Regions from separate parts of the Homo sapiens genome. Here region 2 is linked to region 1. Evidence: chromatin loops called from intact Hi-C (ENCODE). Cell type or tissue: endothelial cell of umbilical vein. All regions are shown on one strand. Each heading gives the region's core, and the rest is flanking DNA. Links, peaks and the distances in the headings are about the cores only.

The links. Peaks named below come from ENCODE experiments on the same cell type or tissue, not always from the same donor. Only the 100,000 strongest peaks of a DNase experiment are listed, where the experiment ranks them.
Region 2: a loop joins it to region 1, with 6 times the contacts of the local background. A loop is called at or near these places in 3 of 110 quality-filtered maps.

Annotation. Positions count from the first base shown.
Region 1 is chr13:40,587,127-40,592,433 of GRCh38, forward strand. All of the region lies in intron 1 of FOXO1 (forkhead box O1), which reads right to left. Among named protein-coding and RNA genes, the nearest start is that of FOXO1, 77 kb to the right of the region's middle. RefSeq lists enhancers at 2,583-2,642, 2,653-2,892. In endothelial cell of umbilical vein, for the core only: no CTCF peak of the experiment used is centred there; a DNase peak (open chromatin) is centred at 2,685; H3K27ac peaks cover 4,137 bases.
Region 2 is chr13:40,191,347-40,196,653 of GRCh38, forward strand. All of the region lies in intron 1 of LOC124903162, which reads right to left. LINC00548 (long intergenic non-protein coding RNA 548) reads right to left here. Exons shown (of 6, transcript NR_033877.1): 6 at 3,163-5,045. Among named protein-coding and RNA genes, the nearest start is that of LINC00332, 12 kb to the left of the region's middle. In endothelial cell of umbilical vein, for the core only: no CTCF peak of the experiment used is centred there; DNase peaks (open chromatin) are centred at 2,425 and 3,065; H3K27ac peaks cover 3,534 bases.

The DNA of each region.
Region 1 (5,307 bases), core at 271-5,270:
ACTCCACCTACTGCACCAATGTTAAATTGCTGAATCCAAAGTCAGAAGGGCTCATTATTCCATATTTTTCCACCACCTTCTTCCCAAAGGCACGTGTACCTGCCTGACCTCCTCTGCCTGAGAAGGGCTCAGAACAAAGTAAAAAAAAAAAAAAAAAAAGTGGGAGTGGGCAGGGCGGAGCAGGAGACCACAATAAGAAGCAAATACGAACAGATAGTGAAAGATTGATTATCCGTGAAAGGAAGGAAAACAAAAATGACTGGAAAGTCCAGATAAGCCAAACAGCTATTTACATGACTAGTTTTAAACTTCCCCTTCAAATACAAATAAGAAAAAATAAAGATTTATCTTAATTTCATCTCCTCTCCAAGGCTGGGTACCCTTGCTTGAGGAGTCAAATAAAAACTTATTTTTGCTAAAAGACTCAAGGACAGAGAGAGAAGCTGCCATTAACCATGTTGATTACTAGGATGGCCCCAAAGACAGTCCATCTATACCTAAAGCACGGCTCAAGTGCTTGGAGAAAATCTTTGTTGCTTCTTCCACATCTGCTCTTCCTGCCTGCCAACTGAGATGCACTGTTCTCCCTCCATTCCTCTGCATTTCTACCGAATGGTCTGGAAAGCCAAATGAAACGGAAGTCTTCACTTAATGAGACATTAATTATGAAGTCCATCCAACTAAAGTGCTGTCTTCAGTGTTCACAGTAGCCTCTCCCCACCTTTTAAAAGGGCCAGAGGGTTGATGGTGGTAATGGGTCTCTGCCTCTGTGCCACCCTAGGTTGACTTCCAGGGGTAAACTTTAAGGCCTTTCATGTGAAAGAGAGTCAATGCACTAACATTTTCGGGCTAGAACGGCACTTTTCAAATTGCATAACACAGAGTACAGAGCACTACTGCATTATGCTCCATATCCTCACATCTGCTATGGTGCGGGAGGAAGCCCAGGATAGAAAGGATTCAATTCAATTAACAGAACCTTGGGAGTTCAGGCAAGCAGAATCCTACATTTAAATAAATGCCCATTTAACCCTAAAGAAACTGAGTAGAGGAGGATTAGGGAGTGCTCATCTTCCACCTTTCCTCTCCAACAATCAAGGTGTTCCTTGCTCAGGCTCTACTTACAATTCCCTGAACTGCACAGTCAGGAAGTTTGAGTGTATCTGCACAAGACTTCTCTAGCTTCATTACCAAACCTTGAGTCACCTGAATCCGAACAGGCCAACTGATGTTTTAAGTGGAACAAAATTCCCTGCCTACCTTTTCTTTTTCCATTTATTGGGCTAAAAAGGTAGTGAAAATGTGGGCGGTTAAACCCTCCATAACCATCACTAACAGAAGCAAACAAATGTTCACAGAATCCCAAAGTCCAGGAACAAATTATATTTAAGTTTTCACCCTTAAACTGAGTTTAAGATTTTGGGGGGGACATTTACTCCAAGCCAAAAAGTTATCCTAAGAAGACCCCTCACTTACAGGGGCTGGGAAGCACTATGATTATTTTCCTGTTATCCATCTAATCTCAACCCACCCCGGCAGAGGCCCCAGCCTAATGAACAACCCTCAACCAAATCTTCCTGAAAGAATTCAGAATGAGCAACTATGGAGGTCTCCTTGGTAGAATAAAGGGCCTGTCCCTCATAAAGACAACATAAAAAGAGTCAAGGACACAAGTGATTTAAAAGTGTCACTGATTGACCAGGAGTGATGACTCACTCCTGTAATCCCAGCACTTTGGGAGGCCGAGGTGGGCAGATTGCTGGAAGTCAGGAGTTCAAGACCAGCCTGGCCAACATGGTAAAACCCCATCTCTATTAAAAATGCAAAAATTAGCCAGGCATAGTGGTGCATGCCTGTAATCCCGGCTACTTTGGAGGCTGAGGCACAAGAATCACTTGAATCCAGCAGGCAGAGGTTGCAGTGAGCCTGAGATCGAACGACTGCATTCCAGCCTGGGCGACAGAGCGAGACTCTGTCTAAAAAAAAATAAATAAGTAAATAAATGAAAGTGTCACTGATGCCAACTGTCCATAAGACAGTCAAGGCAGACCATCAAGAAATGGCTGCAAGAATATTCTACATTCAAAGACATCTCAAAAGTAACTATCTATTCACATAAACAGTTTAATACAACTCAATCCAATTCTTGCCAATTCTAAACAAGAAAAGACTGGCATAAAATATAAATCTTCTCCCCAATCAAGGCCAACAATGAAATTAAAGAAAAAAAACTCTCACATGAGTACAGTCTGTATTATTTATAGAAACAACTTTCATATCCATTTCAAGTTACTTAAATTCAAAACTTGCTAATAATAGAAACAGTATGTAAGTGTCACTAAAACCGGAAACTGCTGCAAAATAACAGAATATTTCAGAGTCAAATTCAAGGATCTGTGTTGTAAAATATTTCGTCTTTGTTACTCTATCAGCATTTAATTTATAAAAAGTGAACATGTTCTACTTTGGTTAATTAACCACTAACATAAGTCAAATAATGAATGCTGCTGCCTCCTAAATTAATCAGAATAGATTAACAGAATCCTTTGAGCTTATTGTTTCAGAACAAATTTCAAAGCCACCACAGTAACTTTCTGGAAGTTAAGAAAGAGGAAATGTGCTTCTCATGTCAACAGCAGAGCAGTTTTCAGGAGTCCCATTGTTTCAGTGCAGGGAGCTCAGCTGTCCTGGACTGTCCTGAGTCAAGACAGGAAGAGCTGTCAGACTTCTGGGGCTGATCACTCAAGCATGACTGGACAAGACCAGAAGCAGCAGATGTTTAAAGGGTGATGGGAAACAACTATGCAAAGAAGGAAACACTAGTAACTTGAAGAGTTACCAAAGCCTCACTCTGTTGACATAATTTGCAATCAATAAATACGTTTTAATAAAAGTCTGCAAGTTTGTACGATGGGAGCCTCTCTCTCCCTGCTGCTGTGGCCCCTACCCAACTCCTCCCAATAACAGCAGTACTATTTTACAACCCCTAGAGCAGGTCTTAAAATGTAAGAGAGATTTTAAAACCATCATTTCTGTCCAAGAATGACTATTCTGGCATAGTGACGCAAAGAAAAGCCATTCAGATAAACAAGAAACCTATTCTCCAAGAACAAGGAATTGGATTAGACTAGTAATATCTAATAACATCTAAGCCCAATGATGCAAACAAAACAACACAACAGGAATGTGTACTATACTATGGGCCAAATGCCGCAAACAGAAACCTTCTCCTTGCTAAGACTCTTCGGTCTCTTCTTACATAAAGACTCCAGGCAATTACTGTCCCCAAAATAGCTTTCTTTCCAAAATGACCATTAACCAAATGCCCCTCTTGCGGAGTTACAGAAGAGGATAGATGTCAAGTGTTCCATCAAGTGGAACAAGAACTAAAATATGGAACCTTGAAACCACAACTGCTGATATACCAAGGATGAATCCCAATAAACCAGAAAACTCACTCAAAAGTTTAGTTTTCCATCTCCACAGCATGGGTTATCCCAGCAGTCTCAAAGGCTCACACCTGTTTCACTGGCTCAGCTTTGCCGTCAACGGGAGATGTGGAGATATGCTGCAATATCGTTCCAGTTTCAATAACATACCACGCTGGACTAATGCCTTCTGTGTGGCTTTTTTTTTCTTTTTTAAGAATATCAAAATGCTAGGGGCTTGAGAGAGATTTAAACATTTCACCTGGTACAAGTAGCATTAGGACTTTCAAAAATACCAAATTGTTCACATCACAATGTTTCACTTAACGCTACACTTTACGAGCTGGCCATCAAAATCCTCTTCTACTTCATACCTACTCTCCTCATTTATCACTTTCTGGTTTCTAAGGTACTAAAGTATTGAAAAAGAAAAACACAATGCTCAGGTTCTGGAAGGCCTCTCGGAGGATGGGGCCTGGGGACAGATGGAGGACCCCTTTATACCAAAGGCAAGAGGACTAGCAGTCCCAAGTGGAGAGGGAGGACTGCTTCAGAGTTCAACAGAGGTCCATCGTTTCTGATCTGCAAATCAGCTCAGAAATAAAAGAGACTCTTCCTGCCAAAAAAAATACAAAGCAAGAAGGGGAGCAATGAGAAATCCAACAGGGTCAAACACCTTGAAAGGGGGCAAGCTGTAGCTTGCTGCTACTGCTAGGAGGGCAGCAGTGTTGAGTTTCCTAGCCGGGTGGCTCCCACGTTCTGGACACGGCACCATGAGGAGGTCTAGGCAGAAAGTAGCTCATAGGGAAGAGGCAAGGCTCACAAAGAGAAGGATCATCAGCAGTGCACTTCAGTCAAAGTTGGTGCAATTGAATTTTGAGCAGCTGAAGGTCCAGAGACCTCCAGGAATGGAGAAGTACAAAGCAGCCAGAGGCCCAGAACAGGAAACCTGGTGCCATACTTACTGGGCAGGCCAGCCAGGTAGGGCGCCCAAGAGGGATGATGGAAAGGACAGACAGCAGAGTGGAGACTAGCAGATGATACATTCTGGGTGGCTATAAATAAGAACGCTTTAGACCATAAAGGCCAATTGTTTTATAATTTTACTAGTCTTGTTACTTTCATAAAACTATAGCAAAAACTACTAAAAATATATATATTTTTTGAGACAGAGTCTCACTCTATCGCCCAGGCTAGAGTGAGGTGGCTCGATCTTGGCTCACTGCAACCTCCACCTCCCAGGTCCAAGCAATTCTCATACCTCAGCCTCCTGAGTAGCTGAGATATTTTTACAGCTGTGTGCCACCACGCCAGGCTAATTTTTGCATTCTTAGTAGAGACAGGGTCTCATGATGTTGGTCAGGCTGGTCTCGAGTTCCGGGCCTCAAGTGATCCACCCGCCTTGACCTCCCAAAGTGCTGAGATTACAGACGTGAGCCACCGCACTCAGCCCTATTAGAAATTTTTTGTTTCTACAGCTCCATAAGTAAATTAGAGCTCTGCCAGTAGATTAAATGAAATAAATCACTACACTTGAATTCTCACAAACTGTGACATCTGTATCCTCACCCATCAACACAACCTGTATATTACCTATGCATTACTCTTCCAAACTGGGTAAACCAGAATGTGCAATCCCCATCTTATTCAATCTTCATGCTACTCTGATCTCCAATCTCCAGCACTCCGCTTACTAAATTCCAGACAAACTAATTGAGGACCTGTATCCTGATCATGATTTAAAAAAAACAACTTCATCAAAACTCAGGACAGAGAAAGTTGCTCTCAGCTCACTGTACAATTTGTTTTGTGAACTAGACCTGCAATATCTTTGAAGGAGTTACCTTAAATTATTAAAAGCAAAAGACCCATCTATATC
Region 2 (5,307 bases), core at 169-5,168, 400 kb before region 1:
CTTTGCCCGAGTATTCCAAGCCCTGGTCTGGGGCTGCTTTTCTACTCCTATGAAAAAGTGCTTTATCAACTGCTTATCTCAAGTTTTTCTTAGTGAGTAACAGCTCTGGGAACTCTCTGTGTGGATCTGAACAGCATGCAAAATCATTTTACTTTTAAGACAAAAGACATTAGCTTCCTGTAGCTTTCTTAGCCATCTCTACCTCTCTTCCTTTCCCACCCACTTTTCCCTCCCCTCCCCTTCTTCCAACCCCCATGGCACTAAATAAAATGCTTAGAAAATGAAGGCCACAGCTGCCCTTTCTTCCCATTAAAACAATCAAGAATGATGGTGGGTTTAATATATTTGATTAGAGAAACTCCAATTTGGTGCACTTGAATCAGCTGCCTTTGTCTTCAGCTCCCGATGGCCCGATTTCAGTGGAATGTCCTCTGCTGTCCACTGCCAGCTCAGGCTGGGAGAAAATTCAGACGCTGAAAGCATTGGCTTGGCATGCTCAGAAACACGGTATTTATGCTGTAGAAGATGCCAGGCCCACTTCTTCCTAATCAGAGGGAGCGCCACTTCATTAAATCGTGGTCACTTACTGGTGACCCTCATAGTTGTAGCCCTGGGGGGCCTGTGGTACTCTTTAGCAATGTTAATTTTTCATGGATTTTATTGCTTTCCTTCATTGATATTGGCTGTTGAAATTCCAGCCTGAATCCTGTTCAAACAACCCAGGAGATTCTGGTACCCAACTTGCACAGAGGAAGTTCAGAGAATAATAATCACATTTACATATGGAGTCTCTTTCATTCAAAGAACAAATAGAAAACTAATGGAAAATAAGAAAATGTGTCATCATTTCCCCACAAGGTGTTATTAAACAGGTTTGAAATATTGCCTGGGCAGCCCCAAACTTGTAGGGTACTTGAGAAGGAATTGATCTCCTTGGGGGCTGGAGGCTTGGCAAACACAGCTTATTTGCACTTAAAGTTTATAGAGATTTTTAGGAAGGGCTCTCTTGAAATATTCTAAATAAATGTATGCTCCAAGAATAAGTACAAGAATGAATTCAGGATAAGAGTTTAAATTCCTATCAAAGACATATTGAAATGCTACAGAGTTTGTAGGGGTTTATTTGAATATATTTTAATCCCTACCATGGCCAAAGTCAGAGATTGGAGTTAGATGGATGAGGTCACAAAGACTGCTAAACTCATTTTCTACACTTTTATGAAGCGAAATCCCCACGTCTCCCAGTATCCACCCCAAGTCAGCCGCCTAGCTGAGCCCCTGCCCAGTGACTTCTCCACCCAGGCTCTGTGGTAGGAAACCAAAGCCCAGGGACACAGCCAAGTTAGAAATAGCATTCAGGCTTTTGGGTCCCAGTGTCCATGCCCAGTCTGTGAGTTGGCCTGTCAACAACATGGACAAGGGACATGCTGGGTTCTGCCAGGCTCAGGAAGAGTGGCCCGGGAAGGAGGGCTTCCCGTCCTCCACAGCCCTGGCAGTGAGCATCTCGCCATCACCTCAGGGGTGGGTGGGTGGGGGCTGGATGTCACTCAGAGACCAGTGTGGTCCCCATCAGCTTTGCAGGCGCTGCAAGCCCAAGTCCTCAGAGGAGACCTGGTTACAGTCTGTCTCCACACTCAAAGGCACTCTGGTCGTGGGGCAAGAAGAATGAGCACAGCCTTCTGGGAGGGACGGTTTCCCAAGAGCAGCACCCACACACAGGGAAGGACTCTGAGAGAAGGTGCCGAGCCTGGCGGTGTGAATGAGCTCCATGCTTCTCCTTGGGAGAAACGAAAGCCTTTCTAGACACTGAGGGAGCAGAGTACAGGCAGCTAAGGCCCACACGGCCCCCCAAGGTGCATCAGATAACTTTAGTTACAAAAATACAACAAAGAGCTGGCTGCATTTTACCTCCCCTTCCACTGTAAAAGTCGAGATTTAAGATTCCTGTTGTATAAGAATTAATATGAAAAGAATTTTGTATCCTATTATGGCATTGTGTTATAATAATGGAATGCTCTCCCCGCCCAATCTGGCTTACTGTCCCCTAGATCTTGCCAATGATTATTCAGTTCCACAGTGTGTGAGTGTTGCTGTGGGGACAGCCTCCTGAGCCTGAAAGAAAGAGGCCATGAATGCTTCAAGCTGGAAAACGGCATAGTCAGCCCTCCGCCCCGGGCACCCCTATCTACGCACACTCAGACACACACACGGGGACACACACACTTCACCCAGCGGTTTTACTATCTTCCAAGCTAACCTGGACTTGCATGGGAAGTTTAATACTTGGACAACTGCAGCTGTATGAGCAGCTCATTGTCTCTGACGTGACACACAATGGGTTCCAGAAAAGGAAAACAAAATACTCTTTAAACTGTGCTGCATTCTGTTTGGAAATCGAGAGTCCAGGCAAAGGGTTTTCCTTGACAAACCAGAACAGGGGTGTTGTTGCTGCACTTTAATTTTGCTTGGTAACTGGATCTTGTTCCCCTGAGCATAAAGATTTAACAGAGTTTCTCCAGAATTTACCAATTCAGAGAGTTCTGAACAGCTAAGTAGGGGTGGGCAGGGGAAAATGTGTTTTTAACTCATCACATGTCCGCAGGATTCTTAAGGAGAAAACGGCGACCGGTTCTTTTCCATGTCCCCCGGAACAAAGCAAGGAGAAATGAACTTCAGCTGCAGCAGGTGAGATTCAAGTGAGACATGAGAAAAGTTTTCCAGCCTGAGGAATGTTGACTAGAATGTATCACTGAGTGAGGATGCTGAAACACTGCGGAAGATCCATGGGTCTGGCTAATTACCGCGTAGTAAGGGGTGGAACCCTTGGATTCTACGGAAGCTCCTGGCTGGTTAGGTGCTGATAATGGTGTGTTGTTTCATTTTGTTTCAAGATTTCTAGTTGTTAGGCTCCCATTGTCACATATTTCCCTCAAATCAACTCCCTCTGAATCACCCTATTTGGAGGGAGACACTATTCTCCATTTCCGCTCGGCCACTTCCAGCCTCACCCGCTCTTTATAATCTTCAGTGAGGAAATGCCTCTCACAGTCACTCTTCCTTCCCTACCATGGCACCGAACCACAGATTCCCAGCATTGAACAATGGCCATGGAAGATGTATCTGGTTGAGTTTGTTGTTTGTGTTTTTTTTCTTTTCCTTTTTCTTAATAGAATTCCTTCAATTACACGTATGTTTTCAGCAGCCGGGCCAATCCTCCTCCTCACAGGGGTGAGGTCAGCAAACCCAGGAAGCTCTCAGAGCCAAGAAAGCCTCAGATCCAGGAGGAAGTAGTTATGGATGCCCATAGCTGAAGTGCTCTGTGTCCACTGGAAGTAAAAGGAGCAGGTTCCTGCCGAAGAATGTACAGACGACGTGAAATCATGTGTGGCTACACTGAAGCTAAAGGCTGCCAGCCAACCATAGCCAGTTGGGGATATAAACCTCTAAAAACCAAAACTGGGGAAAAATGGCTCCCCATTTTCTGAGGTACTCTTGGAGCACAAGCTGAATGAAAACCAATCATCATTGCCCTGCCTAGCATGAAGCAGAATGAAAAGAAGGCAGATAATATTTCCTCCCCTGAACCACTCATCCATATCTGCTCTATTCAGATATTTGTGCCTAGGCAACTGCACCCACCCCTCTCAGCATTTACCCACAGATCCTCAAAACCAAGCCCTAGCACAATCGACTCCAGTGAAAATTAAAAAAGCTATCCCAAACATCTCCAAGCTTCTTTCCTCTGCAACTTCCCTCCTTCTTCTTCATCACCAGTTATACCACCAAAGTATCTACAACTGCTCAGATGCAGGCAAACTACCCTGAAAGTGCTCACATGTATTTCTTCCTTCCCTTGAGGGTGATATTCTACAGTAATTCCATTATGTTTACAAATAGAAAAGTTATTTCAATACATCTGTATATTATATATATGTATATATATACACACATAGCTTTTATATCACTGACACAGTGTTACATGCAATAAAGAGAGGAATTATTTATATCAGTACAATTTCCAAATTAGTAATTGCTCGCATTGAATTAGGTACTGTACAAATGGATTACAATGCAAATATATAAGCTATATACAAGCTTATAATTTTGAAAATATTCAAACTTGGGACATTTACGGGTATGTTTTGAGATGTGCCTATACCTGTGCATCACAACAGTGCCATAGGTCAGTTTTTCTGAGATTCAGGTGTCCATCGGATCTCCTGATGAGCCACAGGCCCTCAGAGAGGTCTACATGGTAGCTACAGGTCAACAGATGGCATGAACAAGGGCATTTCCTCCAGCCGAAGACTATGAGAACATCTATCTCTGAGAACATCAGAGTCTGCCCTCTGATACTCAGAAGAAGGTAGACATGAGCCCAGACACCTAGCTTGACTCCAGCCTCCATTAGCCGCTCCTCCAGGATGAACCATCCAATAAGACATTTAGTACATACCATTCGAATGCCCCAAATTCAGGGAAACATACAGTTAAAATAGGTCACAGGTAGACTTCTTGAATACAGAAGCACTGTCTTACTCAACTAAATATCTTCATTGCCTGGCAAAATTTCTGTTTCACAGTGGTTAATAAATCCTAGCTGCTTAATCAATGCATGAATAAATTTTGTCAAGCCTCAAATATCAGAAAGCCTTCAAGGAATTCTGGGAAGGTTAGGAGAAACAAGGTGTGGTGTGTTAGTGTTGATAGGAAAGACAACTTTGTAGGGCCATGGGTAAGTAGGATTTGGTCCACAGATTTGGAGAAAATGCAGGGAAAGAATTGGTTGTGAATTTACCTATATTGTCCAGTACCTCTATTGCCCAAATGTGCATGGTAAGGAATACTGACCCGGCTACTGCCTAGGATATGGAGACCTAAGACAGCCAAGATAGGAAGGATACACACCCACACAGAGTGCAACTTGATGGATAAGCAGCTCACAGAAGGTGACTTCCTCCAACACATTTCCTTCACAATTGTACCCAATTGGGATGGAGGAGATTCTTCTGGGTCTGAAGCAATATGCTCAGCTCTGTGCCTCTCTGTGGGAAAGGAGAGCATGGGTGTGCCCATTAAAGCATGCGTGTGTCCATGGATGCCTGCTCAGTCCCACAGAGCACCTGAGAGACAGAACTGGACCAATGATCATTATCATCATAATTAGAATTGTTACTGCCAGTAGTTGTGTTTAGTCCAGTGCCCAGCACCCTGTAATGTGTCCAATAATTGGACTGAAGGCTGAGCATAAAGAAATGCTAAATAATAGTAGTTTCATATGACAGATGAAAAAGCAAAATATAGATG